Regions from separate parts of the Homo sapiens genome. Here region 2 is linked to region 1. A link is an interaction called in ENCODE POLR2A ChIA-PET data of the cell type or tissue named here. Cell type or tissue: B cell. All regions are shown on one strand. Links, peaks and the distances in the headings refer to the core of each region. The heading gives the core; the rest is flanking DNA. Region 1 overlaps PLCG2 (phospholipase C gamma 2). Region 2 holds the start of LOC105371362 (a long non-coding RNA gene).

Region 1 (14,745 bases), core at 5,716-9,715:
CAGAGGTTGCAGTGAGCCGAGATCGTGCCACTGCACTCCAGCCTGGGTGACAGAGCCAGACTCCGTCTCAAAAAAAATAAAATAAAATAAAAACTACTAACTACCCCATTAATGAATGAAAATCACAGATACAAAAAAGACAGGGCAGAGGGGGCAGTCCTTGTCATCATTAAAAGCCAGGTCCTGTGCTTTTCTGACTATTCCTGAGACTAGCAATGTTTGAGAGAATGGCCCACACAGGAAATTCATTCTGTGATCTCCTGTAAAATCAGAATGCAGTTGGTAAGATACAGCCTCTTATCTCCTGAACTCATGATCCACCCACCTCGGCATTCAGAAAAGAAAAAGGAATGCAAGTTAAGGGGAAATAAATTCACATTTGTTGAAACCTTCTATGTACCCGACTTCACCAGGCACTCAGGAAAATGCCACATTGTTCAATCATCACAGCAGCTTCGGAAGGCTGAGGCTGTGACGGCTGGCTTCTATATGAGGAAACTGAGTCTCAGACGACTTTTATAACTTGCTTAAGGTTGTAAAAGCAACCTTTTCTCAAGACCCTCTGCTGACCCGCAAGGACTCGCTGATCAAAACTGCAGCTCATAAAAGCAAAGGAAGAGGCACCACACCACAGCACAGAATAAAAATGACGCTTCTCGGCCGGGTGCGGTGGCTCACGCCTGTAATCCCACCACTTTGGGAGGCCGAGATGGGTGGATCACGAGGTCAGGAGATCGAGACCATCCTGGCTAACATGGTGAAACCCAGTCTCTACTAAAAATACAAAAAAATTAGCCGGGCGTGGTGGCAGGCACCTGTAGTCCCAGGAGGCTGAGGCAGGAGAATGGCGTGTACTTGGGAGGCGGAGCTTGCAGTGAGCCGAGATCACACCACTGCATTCCAGCCTGGGTGACAGAGCAAGATTCTGTCTCAAAAAAAAAAAAAAAAAAAAAAAAAAAATGACATTTCTCAACAGTCTGGAACAGACTTCACAAGTTGTTGGCCTGGGAACTGCATCAGGGTACAGGAGTGTTTTGTCAGGTGAAGATCATTTTGCTTATTTGTGTGTTTCAATGAGTCAACTTTTTTTTTTTTTTTTTTTTTTGAGACGGAGTTTTGCTCTTGTTGCGCAGGCTGGAGTGCAATGGCATGATCTCGGCTCAGTGCAAGCTCCGCCTCCCAGGTGCAAGCAATTCTCCTTCCTCAGCCTCTCAAAGAGCTGGGATTACAGGCATCCGCCACCATGCCTGGCTACTTTTGTATTTTTAGTAGAGACGGGGTTTCTCCATGTTGATCAGGTTGGACTTGAACTCCCGACCTCAGGTGATCCACCCACCTTGGCCTCCCAAAGTGCTGGGATTACAGGCATGAACCACCGTGCCTGGCGGCGTCAACGCTTTTTTTTAAATGAGGAGATTTCACAGTAACAACCTACATTTCCAACTGCAGATCTGTGGACCCTGAGCCTGCAGCATGACGTAGGATCTGTCCACTTTACACCAGGCACACATGCACTGACTCCCCGTTAACCACGGTTCCCACCACCCTTAGAACTTTCCCAGTGTGCAGCCTGTGTTTATTGTCATTTGTCCCCTAGATACAACCTGCTTCTCTTATTTAGGTCACCTATCCAGCTGCCTGCAGGTATTTATGTTTCTGATCCCTCATCTGAAACAGAGGAAGTAGGATTTTAAAGAAATAAATGCAGGCCGGGTACAGTGACTCATGCCTGTAATCCCAGCCCTTTGGGAAGCCAAGACAGGTGAACTCCTTGAGCCTAGGAGTTCGAGATCAGCCTGGGAAACATGGCAAAACCCCAGCTCTACCAAAAAAAAAATACAAAAAATAGCTGCGCATGGGAGCATACACCTGTGGTCCCAGGTACTTGGGAGACTGAGATAAGATCACTTGATCCTGGGAAGCTGAGGCTGCAGTGAGCGATAGTGGCACCACTGCACTCCAGCCTCAGTGGCAGAGTGAGACCCTGTCCCCAAAAAAAAAAAAACCCAGCAATCCTCTATAATGTATGAGATTAACCATGCACCTTACCACACATCCCGTTGAGGGGCATCCCCTGAGTCTTATTTCAGCGCAAGGTCAACAAGGACATGCAGCCCTAGGCCACAGCACAATCATGGGGCTTAGGAATCTGCAAAACATGAGGAAATTCCCTAGGGGAACAGGGAGGCTGGAAGTAGAAACAAGTCCAGGATCAAGTGTCCTATCTTCAGTCATCTCATCGGATCCACAGGAGGCAGGAGGCTGGTTCTGCGGATCTCCAGCAGGGATAAACCAAGACCTCAAATGGATACAGAAGAAGAACTTTTTAAAAACCCAGCAATTACTCAAAATTGTCTCCGGCAGCCTTGAGAGTCATACTAGAAAATCACGGTAAAGCTGTTCCAGCTAAGTGGCTTTGGGAAGGTTCTTGCTACTTTATGAAACTCAGTTTCCCCATCTATAAAATGGGTAGACTCGTCAAAAAGCATGAGGAGGATTTTTAAAGCGCCAAGGACAGAGGTTAATAAGACCACTGAGAGGACGTGGTTAATGAGTGGCTGCTGCTATCACCATTTGAAGCACTGAGTATTGTAGAGAAGCTTCCTCCAACAACCACCACTATCACTGACTGAACATGTGTTATTCTAAGTGCTTGTTACATTGAATTCTAAAACACTGCTGTGAGATAGGTCCTACTATTATTGCGATTTTATCAGTGAGGAGACTGAGGCACACGAGGTCGAGCACTTTGACCTCAAGGTCACACTGGTAAGTGCAGAGCTGAAACTGGAGCCCAGGGAACCTGCCCATGGACCCCTACACTGACCTCCTACTGCACCTAGGTGAGGACACAGATCATACTTGATGCTTTTCTCGGTTCCCCCATCTCTGAGCCTAGGATCCTGGAGCCTTGCCGTGGCAGAGGGAAGCACATCTCCAAACAGTGATGAACCCCAAGAACCAGGAGGTGGACATGATGCCAGAAATGAAGGTGGCAAAGGGGCCGAGGAGGACTCTAGCTTTCTGGCATGGGGACCTGGCTGGATGGTGGTATCTCTTACCACAATGGGGAAAACTGGAGGAATAGGTTTTAAAGGCAGAGATCTCCGTTGTTTTGGTGACAAATTCCATTTTGGACACGTTGAGTTTGAAATATTTACTAGATACCCAGTGCGACCAGACAACATTTCCAGAGCTCGCTCCAAGTTCAAAGCTCCTTTCACTGACATCTGAGAAAATTTCTCTGGTCCAATGCCATCTGATTTCTATGTCTTCTTTCTCTACGATCCACCTAACACCCTATGTGACAATCTTAGCCTTGTCATCTTGTCTCTGTCTTCCTAAGACTTGAACCCCTGAAGGACAAGACCTTGCTTTGGTCAATCTGGTGACAAGCAGAGTCTCCAGCATGTGGAGGGGCTCAGTAAATATTTACCGAATGGGTCAAGGAAAGGGATCTCAGGAGATGGTTACGTGGGAGTGTGTTTCCTATTAGATGAGTGCAAAAGTTGTCACAATTTTTGCCATTAAAGTTACAATTAAACTGCAATTACATTTGCACCAACCTACTATTACTGCTCTAAAAGATTAGAGCATCTCGGGCTGGGCGCGGTGGCTCACGCCTATAATCCCAGCACTTTGGGAGACCGAGGCAGGTGGAACACCTGAGGTCAGGAGTTGGAGACCAGCCTGGCCAACATGGTGAAACCCTGTCTCTACTAAAAATACAAAAAACTAGCCAGGTGTGCTGGCGCATGCCATGCCTGTAGTCCCAGCTACTTGGGAAGCTGAAGCAAGAGAATGGCTTGAATCCAGGAGACAGAGGTTGCAGTGAGCTGTGATCATGCCATTGCACTCCAGCCTGGGTGACAGAGTGAGACTCTGTCTCAAAAAAAAAAAAAAAAAAAAAAATTAGAGCATCTCTTCAGATCTAATTTAAAAGATTAGAGCAGTAATAGGAAAAAAACACACTCCCAAATAAGCATCACTGAGGCCAGGATGGCCCCACAAACCTAGTGGCTTACAACAACACAAATTTACCATCTTGCAATTATGCAGGTCTGATTTCCAAAACGGGTCTCGCTGGGCTAAGACCAAGGAGTCAGCAGGGCTGTGTTCCTTCTGGAGGCTCCAAGGGGGAATCCACCCATTGCCTTTCCCAGCTCTAGAGGCCACCTGCATTTCTTGGCTTGTGGCCCCTTCCTCCACCTTCAAAGCCAGAATCCTGCTCTCTCTCCCTGACTGTGACCTCCTACCTTCCTCTTTTAAAGATCCTTGTAATTACATTGGGCCTACCTGGGTCATGCAGGAGAATCTCCCCATCTCAAGATCTTTCCCTTAATCACACATGCAAAAATCTCCTTTGCCACATAATGTAACATATCCACAGGTTCCAAAGATTAGGACATGGACACCTTTGGGGGTATGTGCAGGGAGTCACCATCCAATGAAAGGTGACATCATGGGGAAGGACAAAAAGGCCAGAGGTCACATGGCAGCTACGAGAGGATCCCAGCCATCCTGGCCTCAGTGTTGCCCTTTAATTATAACCGCTGAATCTGAATGCCCAGTCTCTCCCACACCCCGTTATCTCACCAGTGTGGCACACGAGGAACATGGTGAGAAGGCCTGAGGGAGATCCAAACATGATCCCAACGAAAAGTGCCAGCCACACCTGGCTCCACAAAAGCTGGAGGTGCTTTCCAGCAGTCACAACCCCAGAGGCTGTTTGCTGACAAATCACAAGAAAATAAGTGGCTGGGGCCATGTGCAGTGGCTCACGCTTGTAATCCCAGCACTTTGGGAGGTTGAGGTGGGTGGATTACTTAAGATCAGGAGTTCAAGACCAGCCTGGCCAACGTGGTGAAACCTTGTCTCTACTAAAAATACACAAATTAGCCAGGTGTGGTGACGCATGCCTATAATCCTAGTTACTTGGGAGGCTGAGGGAGGAGAATTGCTTGAAGCCGGGAGGTGGAGGTTGCGGTGAGCTGAGATCACGCCATTGCACTCCAGCCTGGGTGACAAGAGTGAAACTCCATGAAAGAAAGAAAGAGAGAAAGAGAGGGAGGGAGGGAGGGAAGGAGGGAAAGAAAGGAAAGGACAGGACAGGACAGGACAGGACAGGACAGGACAGGACAGGACAGGAAAGGAAAGGAAAGGAAAGGAAAGGAAAGGAAAGGAAAGGAAAAAGAAAAAGAAACAGAAAAAGAAGGAAAAGAAGGAAGGAAGGAAAGGGAAAGGGAAAGGAGGAAGGGAGGAAGGAAGGAAGAAAGGATGGAAGGAAAGGAAGGAAGGGAGGAAAGAAAAGAAGGAAGAAAAAAGAAAAGAAAAGAAGGAAGGAAAAAAAAGAAAAGAAAAGAATTGTCTGGGTGCAGTGGTTCATGCCTGGAATCCCAGCACTTTGGGACACCGAGGTCAGGGGATTGCTTGAGGCCAGGAATTCAAGGCCAGCCTGGGCAACATAGAGAGACCCTGTCTCTACAGGGAAAAAAAAAAAAAATTAGCTGGGCATGGTGGTGCACATCTGTAGTCTCAGCTACTTGAGAGACTGAGGCGGGAAGATCGCTTGAGCCCAGGAGTTTGAGGCTACAGTGAGCTATGATCACACTACTGCCCTCCAGCCTGGGCGACAGAGCCAGATCCTGTCTCTTAAAAGTAAATAAACAAGAAAACAGTCATCTTAAAGCCTTCAACACAAATCCAAGCTAGACAGGAAGGGGCTCACTTCAGAGATCAGACAGTGCAGCCCCTACCCCCACTCAATCTTCACCTGGACTCTCATGGGGCGAGGGGTGGGGAGCAGCATTTCAGGGACTGGCCAGACAGGAAGCCTGGCCTCTGCGAGCAAGCAGCTCACTTCTGCGTTTCTGTCGAGAGAGGAAGCCTCTCTGCTGCAGCTGCCCCGGCCACAGGGGCTCACCAGAGGCCTGACTGCAGAGATCCAGTCTCGAGGTAAAGCCCCGGGGAAGCCAGACCTCCCCTAGGCTGAACTGAAAACAATCCATCCAGATCAGAAGGGAAGAAACATAAAAATGACCATAAGGCGCCATCATCCAAGAGGCCACTTTCCTGTGAAACCACAGCCAACATAGGCCTCGCCTGCTTTATAAGTGCCCTACGGCTGCTGCACCAATTACTGCAAACTCAGTGGCTTAAAGCAACACACATTTATCAGCTTTCAGCTCCTAGGTCAAAACCAGTCTCACTGGGCTAAAACCAAGGTGTCGGCAGCACTGGCTCCTTCTGGAGGCTCCGAGGGAAAACCTGCTTCCTGGCCATTTTCACCTTGCAGTGGCCGCCTGCAATCGTGGCCGTGTGGCCTCTTCCTCTGCCTTTGAAGCACATCATTCCAACCTCTGTTGCCATCATCTTGCCATTGTCTTCTACTCACTCTGATCTCCTGCCTTTTTCTTTTTTTTTTTTTTTTTTTTGAGATGGAGTCTCGCTCTTGTCTCCCAGGCTGGAGTGCAGCGGCATGAACTCGGTTCACTCACTACAACCTTCACCTCCCGGGTTCAAGCGATTCTCCTGCCTCAGCCTTCTGAGTAGCTGGGATTACAGGTACACGCCACCATGCCCAGTTAATTTTTGCACTTTTAGTGGAGACGGGGTTTCGCCATATTGGCCAGGCTGGTCTCGAACTGCTGACCTCAGGTGATCCACCCGCCTCGGCCTCCCAAAGTGCTGGGATTACAGGCATGAGCCACTGCCCCCAGCCCCGCCTTTTTCTTAAAAGGACCCTGTGAACACACTGGATCCACCTGGGTAACCCAGAATACTCTCCCATCTCAACCTTCTTCACTTAATTTCATCTGCAAGGTCCTCTTTACCAAGTAACATGACATACCCACAGGTTCCGGGGAGCAGGACATGGACATCTCTGGGGGCCATCAATCATGCTTACCACCTATGCCGACCCTTCAACACCCTGTCCACTGATCTGCAGAGGAGGAGAGTATTATTTCAAAGACAGTTTTGGAACATCTTCCCAGGAAAGCCAAATCTCAATCCCCCACACCCCACCACAATTGACAAAGCTAAGAGAAATTGATAACAAGCTCTAGGGCAAGCACAGAGGATAAAATTGAAAAAGGAAGAAAAAAAAGACACTCCCTATTTGCAGCATCTCTGCAGCGTAAGGGTGCTTTGCATACACACTGGAGAGTCTAGTCTCATCTTCCCTAGTTAACACAGGAAAAGAGAAGGCTCAGCGAAGTTAAGGAATTTGCCCAAAATCACACAGCCTGCAAATGGTGGATCTGGGATGGAACCCCAGGCCTGTCTGGCTCTCTCTTTGTGCTGCTCTGGAAAAAAAAAAAAACATCTTGGATCTGTCTGAGATTATTTGAGAGGGGAGGGGTCCCCAAAAGTTGTTTGCAGTAAAACCTTTTCTTTTGGGTAGGAAGTTATGCAAAGCATTTGCCACTGCCCCCAGTTGCTTGGCAAGTTAGCGGAGAAAGATCTATTTTGGGGCTCTGCGCTCCACTGATCTGTTCACCACCCGCTGCTTATACATTTTTTTCTACAGAGGCCACTTCCTGAGGCTTAAATGGGTTGGTCAGCCCAGCAAGACCAAGCCTGGCTCAGAGCAGCACACAAGGCAACAAGTAGGGCCAGCACTGAGCAGCCAGGAGCCCCCAGGACCCACCTCAAAAGGAAAACCACCCATCTTAGAAGAGGCAACGGCTGCCTGTCAGCCGATCACCAAGACACACAGCATTCGAGCCCTCGAGGAAGGCAACAGCCACCGAGGCTGCCCAACTACACATGTACATTTGTATTATTTCATTCATTCACTCATATTATTCAAGAGCCCCAAACTGGAAATACCTCCAGTATTCACCACTATGCCTTGGGGTGGTTTGTTACACAGCAAGAGACAACAATCCATTATTATTACTATGATATTTAGCATCTGCTATGTGCCAGGCATTATTCTAATCACTCACATGTTAACTCACTGAATCCCCACAACAATCTGATAAAGCGGGTAATGTGGCCAGGCACGGCGGCTCACGCACGCCTGTAATCCCAGCACTTTGGGAGGCCGAGGCGGGCAGATCATTTGACATCAGGAGTTCTAGACCAGCCTAGCCAACATGATGAGACCCTGTCTCTACTAAAAATACAAAAATTAGCCAGGCATGATGGTGTGCACCTGTAATCCCAGCTACTCAGGAGGCTGAGGTGGGCGGATCATTTGACGTCAGGAGTTCTAGACCAGCCTAGCCAACATGATGAGGCCCCCATCTCTACTAAAAACACAAAAATTAGCCAGGCATGATGGTGTGCACCTGTAATCCCACCTACTCAGGAGGCTGAGGTGGGCGGATCATTTGACGTCAGGAGTTCTAGACTAGCCTAGCCAACATGATGAGACCCTGCCTCTACTAAAAATACAAAAATTAGCCAGGCATGATGGTGTGCACCTGTAATCCCAGCTACTCAGGAGGCTGAGGTGGGAGGATTGCTTGAACCTGGGAGGCGGAAGCTGCAGTGGGCCAAGATTGCGCCACTGCACTCCAGCCTGGGTAATAGAGTGAGACTCTGTCTCAAAAAAAAAAAAATTGGGTAATGTTTCCCCATTATACAGAGGGGAAAACTGATATGCCCAAGATCTCCCATGAGGAGAATGGGGGAGTAGGCAGTGGTATATTCGGTCACTGGAATGCTGCTCAGCAACAGAAAAGGAAAAACTACTGACACTAGCAACAACATGGGTGAACCTTGAGAACATCACACAAAAGAAGTCGAATGCAAAACACAGTCTACTGTTTCATTCCATGTTTATGAAATTCTAAAACCAAGGAAAAATCCTGGATGACTCAAAGTAGGTTGGGGTGGCCTGGGGCAGGGAGTGTGCATGCTGGGGAGGGTGGGGGGCTGCAGACTGCAGAGGGAAGTGAGGGAACCCTCTCTCCTGCGATGGAAGGTGTTCTGTGTCTCAATTAGGGTGGTGGTTACACATGTCTACACATGTGTCAAAATGCATCAAACTGTGTACTTAAAATGAGTGCCTTTTATTGTATATAAATTAAATATGAAATAAAGTTCATTTTAAAAAGTTCTTAAAATATGAAGCACAACTTCCATTACCTAAAAGATCATAATCCTTAAAGATGAAATAGGACATCTTCACAGAAAAGCAACCAGATCCTAGTTTGGGTCCAGTGCTCCCTGGAGGGTAGTCAATGGGAGATATTTTTCTTTTGTGTTTGTCTATCTTTTCCAAAGGTTCTAGAATGAATCTGCATTTCTCTGATAATGGAAAATAAGACCTACTAAATGTAATTTTTAAAACTGAGCTAGGGCTAGGCACAGTGGCTCACAGCTGTAATCCCAGCACTTTGGGAGGCTGAGGCGGGCAGATCACAAGGTCAGGAGTTCGAGACCAGCCTGGCCAACATGGTGAAACCCCCATCTCTGCTAAAAATACAAAAATTAGCCAGGCATGGTGGTGGGTACCTGTAATCCCAGCTGCTCAGGAGGCTGAGGCAGGATATTCGCTTGAAACCAGAAGGCGGAGGTTGCAGTGAGCCGAGATAGCGCCACCGCACTACAGCCTGGGCGAAAGAGCGAAGCTTGGTCTCAAAAAATAATAATAATAATAAATACATAAATAACTGAGCTGGGATAGAGTCCAGCCTTCCAGAGGTGGCTGGGAAGATCTCACACCTCAGGGCAGGGTGAAAAGCAGTGGGCGAGGAGCCAGGAGGTCCACCCAGCTAAGCCTCAGGCTTCCTGGGTGCCCCAAGCCAAATCCTTGACTTCTCCAAGCCTGGCTGCACAAGGGGATTCGCAGGAGCTCCCTCGCCTCACAGGGTTGGTACCAGATGAAGCCTCAGAAATGAGCTCTGAAAATGGATATGAGGCAGTGTTGTCACTCCACACCTGGGAATCCAACACCCCCAGGATGTCCTGACTCTGCCCAGCCATCTGACTCTGGAAAGAACACAAACCATCCTCCACCCACCACATCCATCTCTAGAAGCAGCCCGGCACCCAACAAGGTCTTTGTCTTCCATGCTCAAGCACCGCCAACCTCCACTGAACCCCACAGTCAGGCCGACCAGAATGTGGATCTGAACTCTGCCATGCCCCGCTGTGTAGACTTGAGCAAGTCACTGGACCTCTCTGAGCCTCAGCTTCCTCTGCAAATTGAAGGAGTTACACCTGCCTCATGGTGGGCCTAGAAGGATGAAATAAGATGACAGTGTTGGAAATACCCTAAGTTCTCACTAAAAAGCTGTATTTATTTTTGTGATTCAAAGAGCCCCACCACAGTAAAAAAAAAAAAAAAAAAAAAAAATCCATGAGCCCACACTAGCTTATGGAAAAGGAATCAAATCCCCCTATTCATATTCTACCTAAATACCAGTTCTCATGAGGCTGCCCTCCACACTCCTCCCTTATGCCAGAGTGACAGGCTCAGCAGCCCTCAGTTTCCATGGAAACTCATGACAAGGGGCATCATGATGGAAGTTATTTCAGCCATTTCCTGCTGCCCACAGTGCCAACAAGGCTTGCTGCTGCAGAGAAAAGGTATGCCCGGCTAGTTGGCTCTGTCCTGGCTATTGTTCAGGCCACTGAAGCCTCCAGAAACACAGCCCCCACCAAGCAGATAATTCCTGAAGCTCAGGCCTTCGGAGCTCCATTTCCGTGCAGCCGATGAGTATCCCCAAGATGCAAGCAGAGGAAGAATGGCATTCACCCATGCAGACAGCATCTATGGTCTACCTGGTATGTGCTAGTCATCATGCATGACACAGGAACAATGAATGGAACAAACAGCCCCCTTTCAAAGAGCTGACAGTCTGAGAAAGAGAGACATTAAATGCCCACATAAATATAAATAACCACCATATGACAATGCTCCCAAAGAGAAGAGCACGATGGAATGAGAGACTAATGGGATGTCCTCCAGAGGGGCAGGAAGTGAGGAGCTGACTGAGCCACAGACTTGATCAGGCAGAAAGGACCTCACCAGTGAGGAAACTGAGGCACAGAGGGCCGAAGCAATCCTAACGGGAGTAAGAGCTTAACACACTAGCTGGCTGAATACTCACGAGAGCCCTGTAAAGTAGGTGTTGTAATTCTCACTTCACAGATCAGGGGACACGAGCCGACAGAGAGGAAGTGACCGAGCCCAGGCCACATGAAAGGAAGGAACAGAGAGTAGATGACAACCAGGTCTCTCTAATCTTGCCCCTTCCCTCCCAGAATCTGTCTTCTCCTTTGGGTCTTTGCTCTCAACCCCAAGTGTTCACTTAACCCCCTTCTCCCCGAAACAGTAAGGAACGTGAGAACATGTTCATAAGCACAGGGAGCTTGTCTCATTTTTGCCTACCCTGGCCTGGGCCTGACATGTAATAACTTATCAATAAATGTGTTAAGTGAAAGAATCACAACCGAGTGCAGGGGCTTATGCCTGTAACCCCAGCTCTCTGAGAGGCCAAGGGCATGGGGGTCGCTTGAGTCTGGGAGTTTTAGACCAGCCTGGGCAACACAGTGAGACCCTATCTCTACTTGAAATTTTAAAAATAAATAGATAAAATAAAATAATCACAAGGTACCCTCTGATGTTCTACATACATCTTTGTCATCTTCTGGAAGGCCAGGTGCAGTTTGAGGGCTCTTGTTTTATCACTTGTGTTTACTGAAGCTGTAGCAACACCAAACACAGCTGACAAAAGGCGTTTAAAACCACCCTAGTGCCTTGCGCAGCACCCCTCAAGACGATGCACTCCAGCGTGCGCAACAAAAGCGAAACTCCTTCTCAAAAATAATAATAGTAATATCAACATCTAAAACAGCTTTCTGTTTTTAGTGGAAGATAGGTGCTTCACACGCACTAATTCATTTTACCTTCACAACTGCCTCACGGCACAGGTACTAATATTATTCCCATTTTATACATGGGGGATGGATGCATAGTCCTTCTCCACCTAGAGGATTCTTCCCATCGGATCTCGGCCTAAATATCAGCTCCTCAGAGAGGCCTTTTCTGACCACCCATCATGTGCGCTCTTCCTGTCCCTTGTGCTGACTTCGCTTGTAAAGAGAGGGCTTTGTCTTCACCTCCCTGTTTACCATCCGTCTCTCCCCACCAGCCTTCAAAACTCACAAGAAGGACACTGTGATGGTTGTGCCTCTATTTCCCCAGCATCTAACGCATCCAGTGCCCGTCACCTTCTGGGCAATAAATGGGTAACTGTGCAATGGGCATAGGAAAAAAAGCCCAGCTCAGAGAAGACTCTAGACCAGCTAGAAAGAGGCAGAACCGGATGTGGCCCCAGGTGCCTGAGTGTTTTCCCACTAATGATAACAGCGCAACCGCACTTTCAGTTCTTGCTTCTGGACATCAGGACCTTGGGAGTAAGTCATAATTTCTGGCTGGGCACCGTGGCTAATGCCTGTAATCCCAGCATTTTGGGAGGCTGAAATGCGAGGACTGCTTTAGCCCAGGAGTTTAAGACCAGCCTAGACAACATAGTGAGATCCCACCTCTACTAAAAAAAAAAAAAAAAAAAAAAAAAAAAAATTAAAATTAGCTGGGCATGGTGGTGCATGCCTGTAGTCCCAGCTACTTGTGAGGCTGAGGGAGGAGGATCATTTGAGCCCAGGAGGTCAAGGCAGTAGTTGAGCTGTGATTGCACCATGGCACTCCAACCTGGGCAACAGAATGAGACCGTGTCTCAAAAAAAAAAAATTATAATGAGGGAAAAGGTCTCCTTCTCAGACTTGCCAGGTCACCCTTTTCATGGTCCCAAAATAGGATATGCCAGATAGTTCAGTATCTGAAGCCTAATTTATTTGTTTTTTGAGACAGGGCCTTACTCTGTTGCCCAGGCTGGAGTGTAGTGGCACGATTTGGACTCACTGTAACTTCCATCTCCCAGGTTCAAGCAATTCTCCCACCTCTGCCTCCCAAGTAGCTGGGATTACAGGCATGTGCTGCCACACCCAGCTAATTTTTATATTTTTAGTAGAGGCAGAGTTTCACCATATTGGCCAGGCTGGTCTCGAACTCCTGACCTCAAGTGATCCTCCTGCCTCAGCCTCCCAAAGTGCTGGGATTACCGGCATAAGCCATCGTGCCTGTCCGTGAAGGCACATTTTTTTTTTTTTTTAAAGATGAAGTCATGCTCTGTCACCCAGGCTGAAGTGCAGTGGCACAATCTCGGCTCACCGCAACCTCCACCTCCCGGGTTCAAGCAATTCTCTTGCCTCAGCCTCCTGAGTAGCCAGGATTACAGGCGCAAGTCACCATGCCTGGCTAATTTTTGTATTTTTAGTAAAAAACGGGGTTTCACAATGTTGGCCGGGCTGGTCTCGAACTCCTGACCTCAAGTGATCCGCCCACCTTGGCCTCCCAAAGTGCTGGGATTACAGGCGTGAGCCACTGTGTCTGGTCATTTAAGACTGCTCAATTATAGCGCACTTAAGACCTACAAAGGTTTCCACCAAGAAGACCGCGAGAATCGAAGAAGCCACCACCTGCATGGGAACTGGAAAAAATCAGGCAGGATTTTCCCATGCTCAGACTCCCAGCAGCTGAAGAGGGACTTGTGTTCTGAGTGGCTTTTGAGCCCCCATGGCCTCTGAAAGGGCCAGGAGAACTTCAGAACAACAGGCTGAGTAGTCAACAGAGCCCAGGCAGGGCAGGCTGAAGAAGAAAACAGCCCCCAACCATGGCAGTGTTAAAGATGCAAATGAGGAAGCCTCTAGGGGGTGGTCTCTCAGCCCCTGCAGTTTCCCGCTGGAAAGACAGGGTCCCTGGGATACACTCTAAGACTGTATCTTCACCTCTGGGAATCAGAGGCTCAGCTACACAGAAGGATCTCACTGTGTTGTGTGGCTGCCAACCTGCTGAGGCTGAGACCCCTTGGTGAGGACTGGGAGACCCATGCTCTAGCCTGGGCCCACCAGGGAGAGCTGGGAACCCCCTCCCTTCACTGTCCAGTAAGGCCCCATATGCAATAAAACCTCCTCCCTTCGCATAACCACCCTCTGCATGAAGAGGCGTTCCAGAGCGTCATATCACAGGTGCTTCATTTTAAGCCTAAATTCCCCAATTATCATTCCTTCCATAACTCAGGAAAAAAAGGAAATGTTTAAAAGTTAACTTCAGCAACTCTGGTTTTGCCTTGGAAGATTTGTCAGGCTGGAACAGCCACTGGAACAAGCAGTCCTGATAATAATAAAAGTAACTTCTTATCGCCACCATCTCCAGCAGCTGACGTTTAGTCAGCACTTACTCTAGACAAACCCTGTGCTACAAACCTAATGTGTATTGGCTCATTTAATCTTTATCCCAACTCTATGGGGAGAGGATCATCATAATCCCCACTGCAGAGACAAAGAAACTAAGGTTCAGAGAGGTTAACTCCCTGTGGTCACACAGCAAGGGAACAGTGAGACAGGACAAAAGCCTTGGGTCCTTGCTCTCCATTCTGCCTGTGCTTCATGTCCCCCAGGGTGTCTTTTTTTTTTCTTTTGAGACAGAGTCTCGTACTGTTGCCCAGGCTGGAGTGCAGTGGCATGATCTTGGTTCACTGCAACCTCCACCTCCCGGGTTCAAGTGATTCTCCTGCCTCAGCCTCCCGAGTAGCTAGGATTACAGGCACATGCCACCATGCCTGGCTAATTTTCGTATTGTTTTAGTAGAGATGGGATTTCACCATTTTGGCCAGGCTGGTCTCGAACTCCTGACCTCATGTGATCTGCCCGCCTCAATCTCCA
Region 2 (14,745 bases), core at 6,231-10,230, 170 kb after region 1:
TGAGCAACCTAGTCTGAGAATGCAAAACCTGAAACTCTCCAATGAACGTTTCCTTTGAGTGTCATGTTGATGCTCAGAAAGTTTCGGACTTTTGGCCAGGCATGGTGGCTCCCATGCCTGTAATCCCAGCACTTTGGGAGGCTGAGGAGTGTGGATTGCTTGAGGCCAGGGGTTCAAGATCAGCCTGGCCAACATGGTGAAACCCCGTCTCTACAAAAAATACAAAAATTATCTGGGCATGGTACTCGCTACTCGGGAGGCTGAGGCAGGAGAAGCATTTGAATCCAAAAGGCGGAGGCTGCAGTGAGCTGAGATTGTGCCACCACACTCCAGCCTGGGCGACAGAGCGAGACTGTCTCTAAAAAAGAAAGTTTTGGACTTTGGAGCATTTCAGGTTTCACGATTAGAGATGCTCGACCTGTGCCGCCATCTGTGAGTACTTGAACAAGGAAAGAGACGGCTGTGCCATAAACAAGGAATCACAGGAAAACTCAGAAGTGCCCGCCCTTCTTTCTTGCTAGTTTCGTGGTGTGTTCTGCTTTGCTTGTCTGTTTTGGTGGACACACAGTGGTGCCAATTCGTATTTCCTAAAAGAGCCACATTGGCTGCTTGTAAAGAGACCTCTCATTTGAACAGTGTTGGCAAGATCGATTGTTCTGGTTCTAGACAGAGCCCCATGGCTCCCACCACCTGGACAGGCTTAAGGCATATGGGGGTATCTAATGTGTTTACAGAAGCCAAGGCAAAAGAAAAGCTTGCGAGCTATGAATTTGCTTTTGCCCAATAAGCTGGCTCCCGAGGGCTGCGGGAGGCCGTGAAGCCAGGTCAGCATCTGAATGAACAACATGAGTCTCTACCGGTCCCCATGAGACGTCCTGACCTAGGTGAGGTTGGACCCAAGATACCTAGAATGCAGGCATGTGAAAGGATGTTTTTTGGATCTGAACACGCTTTTTTTCTTTAGTGGATATGAGTGGAGTTTGAGCAGCCTGTTTATGGTAGATTATTAACTATCAGTCATTTTTCAGCTTCGGGGAGAAGCCTGGCCTTGGTCTCTCCTTATGACTGCTGAGCTCTCTATGCCTCAGGCACTGTGTAAGAGCTTTGTTTTGCTCATGCCACCAATTTCTTTTGATTATGACAGGTTCTCTACTATCCCATTGACTGATCAGCTGCCTAAGACTGACGGGATGCAGTGACTAGCAGGCGCAGGGTAATAGGGGCTGCAGTGAGGATATGAACCCGTCTGTCCTTACTCTAAAGTCTATATTTCCTGCCACTGAGCTACAGTGCTCCACCACCCATCCAAGAAGCAGTTCCTTATTTTGGGCTGCCAAGGGCAGCTCGACACATCCATCCCTCGCCGCCACCCACGCACCTTTCCAGGAAGGCTTTGGCGACCACGGACATCATTTCCTTTGTCCCAGTCACAGGACAGCCCATGCATTCTACAGGGAGCCTTCTCTCCCCCAGGGCCATTTTCCACCCCTGGTAGAGCATGTCCACCAATAGCCACTGCATTAGAGGGAACACCTGACTCTCGAGCTAAGCGGCCACTTTACACGCAACTCAACAAAGGCCTGGGAGGGTGGGGACAGCCAGCTTTGCTTTGCTGGTGGACGGACAGTTCTTTCTCGGAACTGTTTTGCGTCCTTAGCAGCTCCCTCCACGATGCCCCTCTGCCTGCTCCCTCCAGATCCTTCCACCTTCTGGTTGGTCTGGTGATGCCTGGAACCTCTCCAGAGGAGGCCTTGCAAACAACTTGGGCAAACAGAACAGAGAAACAACCCAGCCCCAAAACAGGGCACGGAGGTCGAAGGCAGATGTTTGTTTTTCCAGCTACTAGCTCCAGACCCCTGGCTGAAGGTGCTTACGGGGTTCAGACCACAGACATCTCCTATGACAATGAAAATGTGGCCATGTATCAAAGGCCCTTGCAAGTTAGGCACAGTGCCAAGCACTTTATGCATATGAGAGGATCGCATCTTCAATTCTGTGAAATAGGTACTCGTCTCAGACCCAATTTACAGAAAACAACTGGGCACAGAAAGGCCTAGCAACTTGTCCAAGGCCACCCAGCTACTGAGGGCAGGACAAGGTCCTTCCGACCCTACAACACGGTTTCTCACTCTTCATCTCCATAGTTACATACTTGCCAGAAAGTCTCTACCAACCCGGGTTTATCTCACATCTATGTGCAGGGGCATAAGCTTCATCACTGGGCAGACCCGGGCGAGGGTCCTGGCCCAACACTTAATCTGACTGGCCCTGTGTAAGCTACTTAACCTCTCAGCACCCCTGGTTACTCCTCTATACATTTTAATACTTACCTTGCAGGGTCCTTGGGAGAAACTGGGGAGGTCTAAGGGCCATCAAACTGACCACTGCAGAGCATGCATGAGTGGATGCCGGGTCAGGCAGCCTGGGCTGGAGTCCCAGCTCTGTCCCTAAATGTCAGCTCTCTTCAGTAAAGTAGGGTGAGTAATGCTGACTCCTTGCCTGACACAGTAGCTTCAAAGCACATGGAAACTTCTTCCATTTTCCTACTTTAAATATCTTTATTCCTCCATCCTAGCACTTAAGGGTCAGCTGCCTTTGAGATTTTTACTTTAAAGCCCAAGAAGCACCCTCAGCCAGGTGTCTGGTCCTAGGTGTGGTGGCTCATGCCTATAATCCCAGCACTTTGGGAGGCCAAGGTGGGAGGATCACTTGAGCCCAGGAGTTTGAGACCAACCTGGGCAACACAGTGAGACCCCATTGTTAATAATAATAATAATAATAATAAAGCCCAAGGAGGGATGTGAAGGCCAACAGTCATGCGGTCACCTGAAGCACATCTGAGAGGGGAAAAAAAATCTTGCCCGAGGCCGGCAATGGGGCACGTCTGCTGCCCTCAGCACTGCCCTGATTTAATAAGGGTGTGGTGGTGGTTGAGCCTGGTGGCGCTGAAGTGGTGGCCAAGTTGGTCTCAAAAGCGCTTGGCAACTCTAAGGTGGAACTTCTAGCTCCATTACAAACTTGCCACGTGAGTTGGGCAGGTCACTCAGTATCACTGGGCCTCAATTTCCTCATCTGTGAAGTGAAGACAGAAAGGCCCATCTTTCAGAGAGAATGTGAGTTTTAAAAGAGAGGCTGTCTCACTTTGGGAGGCCAAGGCAGATGGACCATTTGAAGTCAGGAGTTCAAGACCAGCCTGGCCAACACGGTGAAACCTTGTCTCTACTAAAAATACAAAAATTAGCTGGGCATGGTGGCGCACGCCTGTAATCTCAGCTACTTGGGAGGCTGTGGCAGGAGAACGGCTTGAACCCAGGAGGCGGAGGTTGCAGTGAGCCGTCACGCCACTGCACTCCAGATTGGGTGGCACCTGGCACCTGCCTGGCTTACTACAGGTGAGCAGGGACCCCTTCTCCAGATGAGAAGTCTGCACCTGGAGCTGGACATCCAGCACCCAGGCTCAGAATTCCAGCCACTCTGTGATTCATTTCCCAGCCTGGGTTTTTACTCCTCTTGGAACGATGCTGGTCTCCCAACTGAGGACAACACCTCTGACCTCTGTCCCTCTGCCTGAGACTGTCACTGCCACCTACTTTCTACCTCCCACCTCGCCTCCTCCTGGAGTGAGGGACCTTCTCTACTCCACAGACACGGAGGGCCGGTGCCAGGCCCCGTCCCACGGGCAGCGGCCAGTGTGGGCCTGCAGAGAAAGGGGAGGGCTCCAGGCAGCCAGGCACTTGCATGGGAGCTTGACGGGGGAGACTCAGGACCGGGGGTATCACTGTCAGGGGAGGGGGACAGAAGCATCAGTCTGGTGGCTGTGCACAGTTTAAATCAGGAGTCATCAACTCCAGTGTTCCCAGAGGGCCAGGTGAGCAAATAAACGAGAGCAGTATTAATATTTGTAAAGCGCCTAGAATAGCACCTGAAACAGAAAACAGAAAGAAGCACATTTCCGAAGCGCCTTCTGCCTAACCAACAGCGGGACAGACTCGCTGATGAGTTTCATTGTTCACTGCCTGTCTCCCCTGCCGGGACACAAGCTCCAGGGGGGTAGGGGGCTTGTCTTTGCTTGAATTCCCAGATGGTGCCTGGCACAAAGCACACATTCAATATGCGAGGAGGCCAGCAAAGCAGATGGCACAGGAGGCCCAGCCGACGGGTGGCATCAGGTAGCACCAGCTGCAAACCGCGGCTGGATTTTCTGATTGTTTTTAAAGAGAACCTGGAAATTCCCACTGTACTGTGAAATCTCCTGATTTTTAAAATGGTGTTTAAATTAAACAGAGCACATCTACAGGCTTTGTGGGGTGACGAGGGCAGAAAGCTGAATCCCCCTGGACCCCTGGAGCTCATGTGGGCCACTGCTAGGGGAAGACAGAGATGGGGATGGGACTACTGGCTCTCACTGCACGGGGCAACACCTCCTCTTCGGTGCCTACAATCCCCAGACAGCACAGCTGCAAGCAGCTGGGGCAAGCCTCCCTCTCCCAACTCCCACACACGGCTGGGTGGGCAACTGCTCACCTCCTTCGGCAGCAGGGCAACAACACAGCCCACACGGAGCTCTGCCTGCGCCTGCTGCTTGGCATGGAGCCGGTGATCGGTGGAGGGAAAGGCAAACAATGTAAAGGGGTCCAGGGGAGGGGTTTTACCTCTGAGAGCAGTTTCGAGACGATTTCCAGTGGGGCCTGGTTGATGGAGTCATCCTGCAGGGGGGATGTCAGGGCCATGTCCACCAGGGTCCGGATCTCTTTCAAGACAACTTCCCAGCGGCTTGGGTTACTCAGCACTTTCTTATATTTGTAAATCTTTTTCTGGTTGAAAGAGATAAAGAGACAGCAACATGTTACTCACGTAAGGAAGGCAGAAGATGGAAGACAATCAAAGAATCAGATGGGTTAGGGTGTAAAGGGCCCTGAGAAACTGACAACTTGGCCCAGTCCCCGTTTATAAGGAAACTGACACCCCGAGAGAGGAAGGGTCTCATCCAAAGTCACGGGGTGCATTTGCAGCCAGGCCTCCTGACACTAGACTCATTTCCCACACAGGCTCACTTCACCCTGATGATAATCCTTGATAGATTACCTTTTTCTTTTTTCCTGTTTTTTTGTTTTTGTTTTTGCTAAAAGGATGAAGAAACCGAGGTACACAAGAGGTTAGAAAATCTGCCCAGGGCTCTAGAGTTGGCAGAGCTGAGACAGAAACATGTGCTCGGGCTCTCAAGCCAGTGCCCTCACCACCATACTATACTGTCTCCACACAGTTTCCAATGACTTCAAAAAGAAAAGGGGGAGACTTCTCTTTTAGATCGTATCTTCTGCCAAACTCACTTCCCAAGGATTCAAGCGCAGTAAGAGTGGGAATGGTCAGTCCACAAAGGGGCTTTCTCTGAGTTGAAGGCACTGTTTCCGCCTATGTCAATCCCAAGAGGTCGCTTGAAGACAGGTAGTCAGCTAGGGAACATGACAGACAGGATTAAGGCCAGGAATTAGACTCCGGCCAGGTAGGGACTAAACCTGGAATGCTCCCCCGGGAAATCCAGCGCTGCCCTCCGCATCCACCTGGTGAGGAAGACAAGAGTGCTCTCACCTTTGCTTGGGCGCTGTGTCGAAGCCAGAGAGCGGTTGGGACAGGGGCTGCTGCCTCCCTGGATTTGAGGCAGAGTTAGTTCCGCCTCTCTGACATCATGGAAACGGAGGCCCTCGGAAGGCGGAGGTCTGGGCCAAGCACTCCCTCCACCCCCGCCCGGGCTCCCGCCTTTGCAGCTGCCTGCCCCATGCACCCGGCCTGCTTGAGAGACTTTCTAACTGGATGAACTCCTTCATTAAGTGCTCTGCTCCTTAGGGAGAGCCTAATTTTAGTGTTACCATGCCAGCAGCCAGCTGGGGTGACATGTCACAATCTCTGAGCCAAAGTCAGAAAGAGGAGGGGGGAGAGGAGGGTCCCTTGCTGAACTGCTAAGGCTCAAACAGAAACTTAGAAGCTGCCAGAGCCTCCCTGACCGCTGAGTTTCTGAGCTAGGAATTATCAAGTGGTCAAGGGACCCACCGCTATCAAGGAAGTATCTGAGGGACACATTCCATGCCAAGTGGAACGGTTACTTCTGTCGGTGAGGCACACTGGTGGGACGGGAGGTGGACCTGAGTCGGAAAGATCTGGTTCTTCCTAGAAAACTTTCACCTTCTGAGCCTTAGGGTCCTGTTCTGTAAGTCAGGATGGAAAATACCGGCACCTCTTTCAATCTGTAACCCTGACCCATCCTGGACCCATGTGGTCCACTCTATGGAGCCGCATTCAAAAGTCAAGTCCAGATAAATCAGCCAAGAGTCACAAAAAGGAACGCTGAGACTGAATCTGTCTCTTGAAAAACTGAAGGAGATGAAACGTAAAACCTAGGCCAATACGGCATCCCATCTTCCTCCTCTCCATTATTTTCCCGCACCCCATGATTTTCTGGGGCCTCTGATATACTCATTGCCACTGGTGTCGCCCCCATGAACTCACACCAAAGACGGTTTTCATTCCCCCCGCCCATCACCCCAAGTCTTTCCCGTCATCTCTCCCTTCTCCTCTCTCTGCTCCTTCTTTCTCCTTCTCTCTAGTTCTTTCATCTACCCACCTGCCCACCTTTCTTTCCTCCTTCCAGCACCTGGTCTTACTATTCTTTGCCCATTCACCCATTGCACATCAAGAATTAGAAAGAGATCAGCTCTTCTCATAGGCCCAGCAGAGCAGAGGAGGCCAGGGCAGCCCAGCATTCCCCAGGGAGCGGGAGGGGAAAGACCAGGAACATTCACTTGCCAGCCATTGGAGACCCTACGAGGACAGGAAGAAACGCGTGACAAGTTGTCGGGGGTGAGTGTACAGTGAAGAGTAAACATGCAGTTGATGTTGACGATGGTGACAGTGACTACTGGCTGAACTTCATTAACGATGAGACGCACCCAGTCCACTGAGGCGTCTCTGGAACCATAACCAGCCTCCTTCCTAGTTACTGTCAACCAAAGCCGCCCTGTCCTAGTGCTGTGAGCAGGACACGCTGCCTGAATAGCACGATGAAATATCTGTGCAAAACCCAACATGTCTGAAGCAAGAACCCTACCCGCTCCAGAGGATGAATGCTCCTTTGAGCCTCAGAGTCTGTGGTTTTAGTTTGTACCCAGAGAATTGTTTAATTTTTAAAAGACCATGAAATGATCTCACAAAATCCACCCTATATCAAGCCCCAAAGCAAACCACAGCGATCCACACCCGTGTCTTACATTTGCATGGAGTCTGGGCTCTAAGTGGACTCTTCTGATCAGCTGCACATTATTTACTTTTGAAAGATTAATGACTTCATTCTTTTGCGAAAGATGATGCATGCTCATTGCAAAAAATCTAAACTGTACTGAAAAGCACAAAGAAGAGGATAAGTTTTAAAAGGCCTCAAAAATCCCACAACCCAGAAATAGCCACCATTAATATTTGGTGAACATCATTCCAGCGAAGTCTCATTTAAACTTGCAAAATACAACCAGCCCTGAGGTGGGTGGCCATGAGTACAATCTCCTGTTCTCCACACACAGATGCCACTCAAGATGCAGAGGCAACCAGTCTGAGGCATAGCAGGGCCCAGTGGGCAACGCTGGCACCAACGCAGTTTCAGACACGAGCCCTCGGGGTCGGTACACCCAGCCTCAGCTCATCCACAGCTCCCCTCCTTGGAGCGGGGAGGACAACAGCTTTCCCGGGAGGGCCCAAGCCCTTGCCTCACAGGCATCCATGGGAGAGTCTGCAGAGGCTGTATTCAGAGCCAGAAGATCCCAGGGCTTGTACCAAGGGCTAAAATTTCATGAGGACATACCATGTGCCAGCACAGTGCTAGCTCTTATGAGCTTTATCCCACTCAATCCTCACAGTATCCCATGAGTTGGGGGCTTGTCATAGGGAGGACCCTGAGACAAGGGACTGAGTGCAAATGGCTTACTGATCTGAGAGGGAACAGCAGGAAATACTGGTGGGGAGAGTGGGGAAGTGAGACGGGCAAGAGAAGACAGTCAATAAACAGGGCACTGTCAAGCACATGATATAGGCAATGAGGGCTCACTCCTGCTGGGGGCTCTAGGGGACAGTGCAGATCACACTCAGAGTTGACGTTCCTAAAGAGTGAGGGAGCTGGCCATTTGTCCATTAGCTCCCTAAACTCTTCAGGGCTTTTTTTTTTTTTTTTTTTTTTTTTTTTTTTTTTTTCTGAGACAGAGTCTTGCTCTGTCACTCAAGCTGGAGTGTAGTGGTGAGATCTCAGCTCACTATAATCTCCACCTCCCAGGTTCAAGTGATTCTCCTGCCTCAGCCTCCCAAGAAGCTGGGATTACAGGTGTGCACCACCATGCCCAGCTAATTTTTGTATTTTTAGTAGAGATGGGCTTCACCATGTTGGCCAGGCTGGTCTTGAACTCCTGATCTCACGTGATCCACCCGCCTCGGCCTCCCAAAGTGCTGGGATTACAGGCGGCAGCCACTGCGCCTGGCCAACTCTTCAGGGCTTCTGACTGCCGTGTGCCCAGGCCAAAGTGATCCCACAGCCAGAAAAAAGCATGCGCTCTGCAGGGTCACAGGTGTTCATGGTGCACAGCTGGCAGCCCTCACGCGATGCTGAGGGGGTGGCCAGCTGCAGCTTCTGCCAGAGGATTGTTGGTGTTCTCTGTGCACAGAAGCCTATCATGGCCCCGAGAGGTCAAGAGACTTGCCCAGAGTCAAGCAGCTAGAAAGGGACAATTCAGGAATGAAAACTGGCTCTGGCCACTGCAAAGCTCTTTCCATCACATCAGTGAGGGCCACGATGGTCGGGTGAAGAGGATATCAGATTTGCCAAGAGATCCTGAAGAAGTGTCAAGAATGCTTGGTGACACAAGGACAAGATCCAGAAACAAGATCCACAAGGCTCTGAGAGTGGAGGCCAGGTAACCAGAAGGCGGTGGAAGCAGCAGGGGGAGGGTGGGCTACGGCTCTGCGGGTGCGGGGGGAGGGTGGGCTACGGCTCTGCGGGTGTGGGGGGAGGGTGGGCTACGGCTCTGCGGGTGCGGGGGGAGGGTGGGCTACGGCTCTGCGGGTGCGGGGGGAGGGTGGGCTACGGCGTTGTGGGTGCGGGCTGCAGGCAGGCCCCTGTTCCCAGAAGAGGCTCTGAGCCCCAGGTCAGGGTGGCCACAGGGATGAGGGAGGCCTGTCCAGGATCAACAGGGCCCTGTCCCTCCTCCCTAGGTGACAAATTAGCATGCCTCATCCCAGGAACTCTGATGAGCTCATCAGGTGATGAATCATGGTGGAGCTGGGATAGGGACGCCTCCGGAATCCCTGCTCCAGGCTCCCTGGAGGCTGGCCCTCAGCTTTGCAATATGGTCTTCCTGCTGAGTGCGCTTTGCCAGGTGGGGTGGGTGGCCTGGTGGTTTGTCTAGCATGGACCCCACAGGCCACTGGATTCTTCTGAAGTGGGGAGTACACAGGGGCCTTGGAACTGTTCTGTGGCTGGGCACACGACCTGGTGTTTTCACAGAAAGGGGCTGACTTAGAGCAGGGTTGGTGAACTATAGCATGCGGTGAAACCCAGCCCCCTGCCTGTTTTTGTTCGATGAGACCAAGAATGGTCTCACAAACTGTAGGAGTTGTGACGGAAAATAAACACAGAATATGCAACAGAAATCCAATGTGGCCCACAAAGCCCCAAATATTTGCTATCTGGCCCTTTGTAGAAAACAGTTTGCCAAGGTCTGGCTTTAAAAGTCAAATTCCAGCCTAGGAGTAAGCATGCAAAGAAGATGCTCAACGTCATTAGCCCTCGGGAAAACGCAAGCTAAAACCATAAAGAGATACGACTTCGTCCTACGAGGATGGCTGTAATAGAAAATGACAGACAACGCCAAGTGTTGGCAAAGGTGTGGAGAAACTGGGAATCTTGTGTGTTGCTGGTGGGAAGGTAAACTGGTACAGCCACCTTGGAAAATTGTTTGAAAGTTTCTTAAAACATTATACATAAATTTATCATATGACCCAGCAATTCTGTTCCTAGAAATCTACCCAAGAGAAAGAGAAACAAACTCCAAAGACATGCCCAAGAATGTCCATAGCAGCATTCTTCACAGAAACAACTTAAATTCATCAACTGATGAATGGATAAACAAGATGTGGTATAGCCATTCAACCAAACAGTATTTGGCAATAAAAAGGATTGAATTACCCACATGCTACAAGACGGATGCAACTCATAACCACTACACTAAGGGAAAGAAGCCAGATAAGAAAGACATAGTGTATGATTTCTCTTATGTGAAATGTCTAGAAAGGCAATTTCACAGAGACAGAAAGTGGAACATTCATTGCCTGGGGCACAGAACAGGAATGAGACTGCAAACAAGCATGAGGGCATCTTTCAAGATGGTGGAAATGCTCTAAAACTGAATTGTGGTGATGACTGTACAACTTTATAAATTTACTAAGATCACTGAATTGTGTACTCACAGTGGGTGAATTTTATGGTATGTGGATTCCATTTCAATAATGCTATTTTTTAAAAATGCTATCCTAGGGAGGTAGTCATCAGACAAAACCAAAGGTAGTATGGCTCAGTGGCGAAGCGTATAGGCTTCACGAGCAGACTCCAGATCAAATCTAAGCTCTACTTCATCCATCCACCCATCCATCATCTACTCACCCACCTACCATTCACCCACACATCCATCCATCTGCCCAACCACCCACCCATCCATCCATCCATCCATCCATCCATCCACCCACCCGCCCACCCATCCATCCATTAATCCATCCACTCATTCATTCATCCATCTACTTATCCATCCAACCATTCACCTACCCTCTCAACTATCCACCCACCCAACTATCCACCCACCCACCCATCCATCCTTCACCCACCTCATCATCCATTCATCACCCATCTACCATCCATACTTCCATCACTCACTCATCGATCTATTCACCCTTCCATCCAATCATCCCATGAAGATCTACTATGACGTGCCAAGCACTATGTTAAGTACTAAGGATAACCATGGTGAACAAAGCAGACAAGCCCCGGTGCTCATGAAACTTACAGTCTATTACTTGCACCAGTTTCCTTGTCTGCAAATCAGGATAAGAATAACTACTGTCAAAGGCTTGCTGTGACTATTTCATGAGATAATATATAAAACACTTAGCTCAGTTCCTGGCTAAACAGCAGCTCTGATTGTTTTCACCTACCAAGTTCTGTAAAGGAGTAGTCCAGGGAGGTAGAACTCAGGAGGGCTCCCCACATCCGAGCCCAAGCCCCACCAGCCAGCGGCAAGCAGAGACAGCAGGCAGAGCCTCCTGCTTCCCGTCTGGCAGAGTCAGCCACTCCAGCGCTGTCCTCACCCTCTCTGCTTGTCAAGGAAGGGACGTTACCTGGGCAACACTTGCCATCGCTCTGGCAACTGTCAGCAGAGGCAAGCACATATGCCAGGGTTCTCAGGCCAGGGAAAGCAGAGCCTGTTGCTCCTCCACGGGAGACAAGTCGTCAGCAGGAATGTGCCCCTTGCCAGGAGAGGAGTGACTCAGAATGCACTGGAAGCACGTCGCGCCAGGCAGGGGCTGCTGCTCTGCTGCTCTGCTGCTGCCGCAGCCTCTGGGGCTCGCGCGCGTACACACCCAAGCACGCATGCTCCCCACCACCTGTCGTGAAGAGAGGACGCTGCACGGGCGCGCCCATGGCACTGCAGAGTGGAGGAGGACCCCACAGGGAAATATGAGCCAGGGAGGACCCAGCCCGGCTTTGAAAACTTTTTCCAGTGCAGGTCCTACAGCGGAGCTGCCTAGTCCAGAAGCTACCAGCCCCAGGTGGCTACGCACACTGAACTTCATTAAAATGAAATACAACTACAAATCCAGCATCTTGATCACATCGTAACATTACAGTTACTCGGTAGCCAGCTGTGTCTAGTGGTGACTATAGTGGTGCAGACAGAGAACATTTTCATCATCGCAGAATGCTCCGTCGGGCAGTGCTATCCGAAAGTCTTGGTGTCCCTGTCATCACGTCCCCACGGGCCCAGGAGCATGCATGTTTGCCTCTACCCATCGATGCTGAGGTCTAGTATGTGTGTGGCACTGCGTTCGGCCCGAGGAAAGGGCCCTTGCCTACCTCCTCCCATGGGAGACCCCCCTCTCCAAGCCCCCATCTCACTGGGACCCTGCCTTGGAATTTTCTTAAAAGGTCTACCAAGGTGCAATGTCCCCACTTGTGCCTTGCACACCCGGGGACAATGGCTGGCTGGTTATCTTCCCTGGCTTCCCTGATTCAAGACTCACTATGGCTGCAGATGCTAAGTGTGTAGGAAATAATTTGCTATCTCCAGCAAGCCATGGCTTCCGGGAGGACTGGACACTTGGGAGGCAGCATTTTTGGCCTTCTTGAGTCCTCCAGAATAGCTTCCCTTCAATCCGGTGAGCATCAGAGACTGTCACATTACCTTCATATATAATGCAGGCCTCATAACTGTCCCATGGGTGTTACCCCCAAACTGCCCTTTTGGCCGCCAAGTCTTCAACATCAACCTAAAACCCGCTCATAACCTCTCAGCTCCCTGCTGGTGCACTCCCCACAGAGACACCCTGGGTCAAACACAGCCCCCTGGCCTTATTCCCCATGCCTGCTAGCCCACACAATCCATGTCACAAAATCAGCCTCGGTGCTTTGGCTACAATTTTCCAGGGAAGGAGGCAACACTGTCCCGATTATCTGTGCACATTTCCAGTGAAATACATGGGCACCAGCACCACCATGACTGGAGGGCATCTGTGATCTAATTGTGGAGTATAAAATAACGAGAAGACACTCAACTTAACTAGAAAGTGAGACCCCCAAAATCTCATTTTTAAAGAAATATTGTAAATGCATGTTTCGTTCGTTTTCATTACAGGTCAGGGCTATAGGGTCAACGGTGCTTCTGGGATTAGACTGAACACTATTTTTTTTCTCTCTGACTGGGATTCCTTTCTTGCCCCAGGCTTGGTAGGGACAACCCTAGTGCCTCCGGGAATCACACAGGGGCTTTACCAGTCACAGCCCATCACTCTGGCCTGAGAAACTAGGCTGTCTGAGGCACCAGGGGGCTGCCATCACTATATACACATACATATAGATTTACTTCATTGAGGTAAAATCCACACACCATAAAATTAACCATTAACCTTATTTATTTATTTATTTACTTACTTATTGAGACAGAGTCTCGCTCTGTCACCCAGGCAGTGGCATGACCTCGGCTCACTGCAACCTTTGCCTTCTGGGTTCAAGTGATTCTCCTGCCTCAGCCTTCCCAGCAGCTGGGATTATAGGCGCCCACCACCACACCCGGCTAATTTTTGTATTTTTAGTAGAGATGGGGTTTCACACCATGTTGGCCAGGCTGGTCTCGAACTCCTGACCTCAGATGATCTGCCCGCCTTGGCCTCCTAAAGTGCTAGGATTACAGGTGTGAGCCACTGCGCCCGGCCACCATGTACCCATTTACAGTGAACACTTCAGCGGCGTTTAGCACAGTGTTGTGTAACCACCACCACTATTTCCAACACTTCTCCATCACTTCCAAGGAAACCCTTTTAAGCTGTTACTTCCTATTGTACTCTCCCCCAGCCCCTGGGCAACTACCAATCCACTTTCTGTTCCTGGATTCCCCTATTCTGAACATTGCATATAAATGGAATCATACACTATGTGTCCTTTTGTGACCACAGTGAGGCCTGGGAATCTGCATTCAGCAGCTTCCAGGTGAGACAGATGTCCTTGAGCCCTCTAAGCAGCAAGGTTCTCACCCACATGCCTCACTTCCTCTCCTCCACGAGGTGGACGTGTTACAGAGGAGAGGAGAGGTTCATACCTTGCGCAGGTCACATAGCTTGTGTTGTGGGTGGAACTGTGTCTGCCAAAACTGTTGTGGGTTAACATGTGTCTTCCACTGCATATAAATCATACACAATGTGGCCTTCTGTCCACTTAGCATACCGTCCTCAAGGTTCATCCGGCTGTGGCAGCTTTGCTTCACCCCCTTCCATGACTAACAGTCCACTGCATGGATACGCTGCAATTTCTTTCTTTCTTTTTTTTGCGAGATGGAGTCTCACTCTGTTACCCAGGCTGGAGTGCAGTGGTGCGATCTCAACTCATTGCAAACTCCGCCTCCCGGGTTCAAGCGATTCTCCTGCCTCCGCCTCCCGAGTAGCTGGGACTACAGGCGCCCGCCACCACGCCTGGCTAAGTTTTATATTTTTAGTAGAGACAGGGTTTCGCCATGTTGACCAGGCTGGTCTCGAACTCCTGACCTCAGGAGAGCCACCGCGCCCGGCAGATACACTGCAATTTCTTTGTTAATCCGCTGATGAACTCTTGGGTTGTCTCCACCGTAGGCTATCATGAATAGTGCTGCTATGCACATATATTGTTGCTTTTTGCCCTGTCCCCGTGCCTCAACTGCACTGAATCAGTTTAAATTTTGCCACAGGACAGCACAGGGTGTAAGGGGTCTTTTAGGGGACCCCAATTTACCCCACACAATTACTGAACTCTGTTACCTGCTGGTCCAACTAATTCATTGATGAATTAATCAATGCTTACCCTTCAGGACTCATGTTTTCAAGGTGGGTGGAGGGACGCCTACTCTGAGTGGGGCACTGTCTCTATGGAGGGGCAGGGAGTGGGGGAAATGATACAGAGATGAGACAAACCAGCCCCTG

Evidence for each region. Peaks named below come from ENCODE experiments on the same cell type or tissue, not always from the same donor. Only the 100,000 strongest peaks of a DNase experiment are listed, where the experiment ranks them.
Region 2: POLR2A ChIA-PET joins it to region 1 with 9 read pairs; 2 of 35 experiments call an interaction of 5 or more read pairs at or near these places.

Annotation. Positions count from the first base shown.
Region 1 is chr16:81,814,451-81,829,195 of GRCh38, reverse strand. All of the region lies in intron 2 of PLCG2 (phospholipase C gamma 2), which reads right to left. Among named protein-coding and RNA genes, the nearest start is that of PLCG2, 43 kb to the right of the region's middle. RefSeq lists enhancers at 5,681-5,880, 5,991-6,160, 6,861-7,010, 7,021-7,210, 7,391-7,490 and 2 more. In B cell, for the core only: no CTCF peak of the experiment used is centred there; DNase peaks (open chromatin) are centred at 5,865, 7,575, 7,985 and 8,235; H3K4me3 peaks cover 3,287 bases; H3K27ac peaks cover 4,000 bases.
Region 2 is chr16:81,642,272-81,657,016 of GRCh38, reverse strand. It overlaps CMIP (c-Maf inducing protein), which reads right to left. Exons shown (of 21, transcript NM_198390.3): 4 at 4,653-4,814. It overlaps LOC105371362 (a long non-coding RNA gene), which reads left to right and starts at 8,860. Exons shown (of 4, transcript XR_007065138.1): 1 at 8,860-8,945. RefSeq lists enhancers at 2,862-3,587, 3,588-4,312, 4,422-4,481, 11,570-12,276 and a silencer at 11,299-11,593. In B cell, for the core only: no CTCF peak of the experiment used is centred there; no DNase peak of the experiment used is centred there.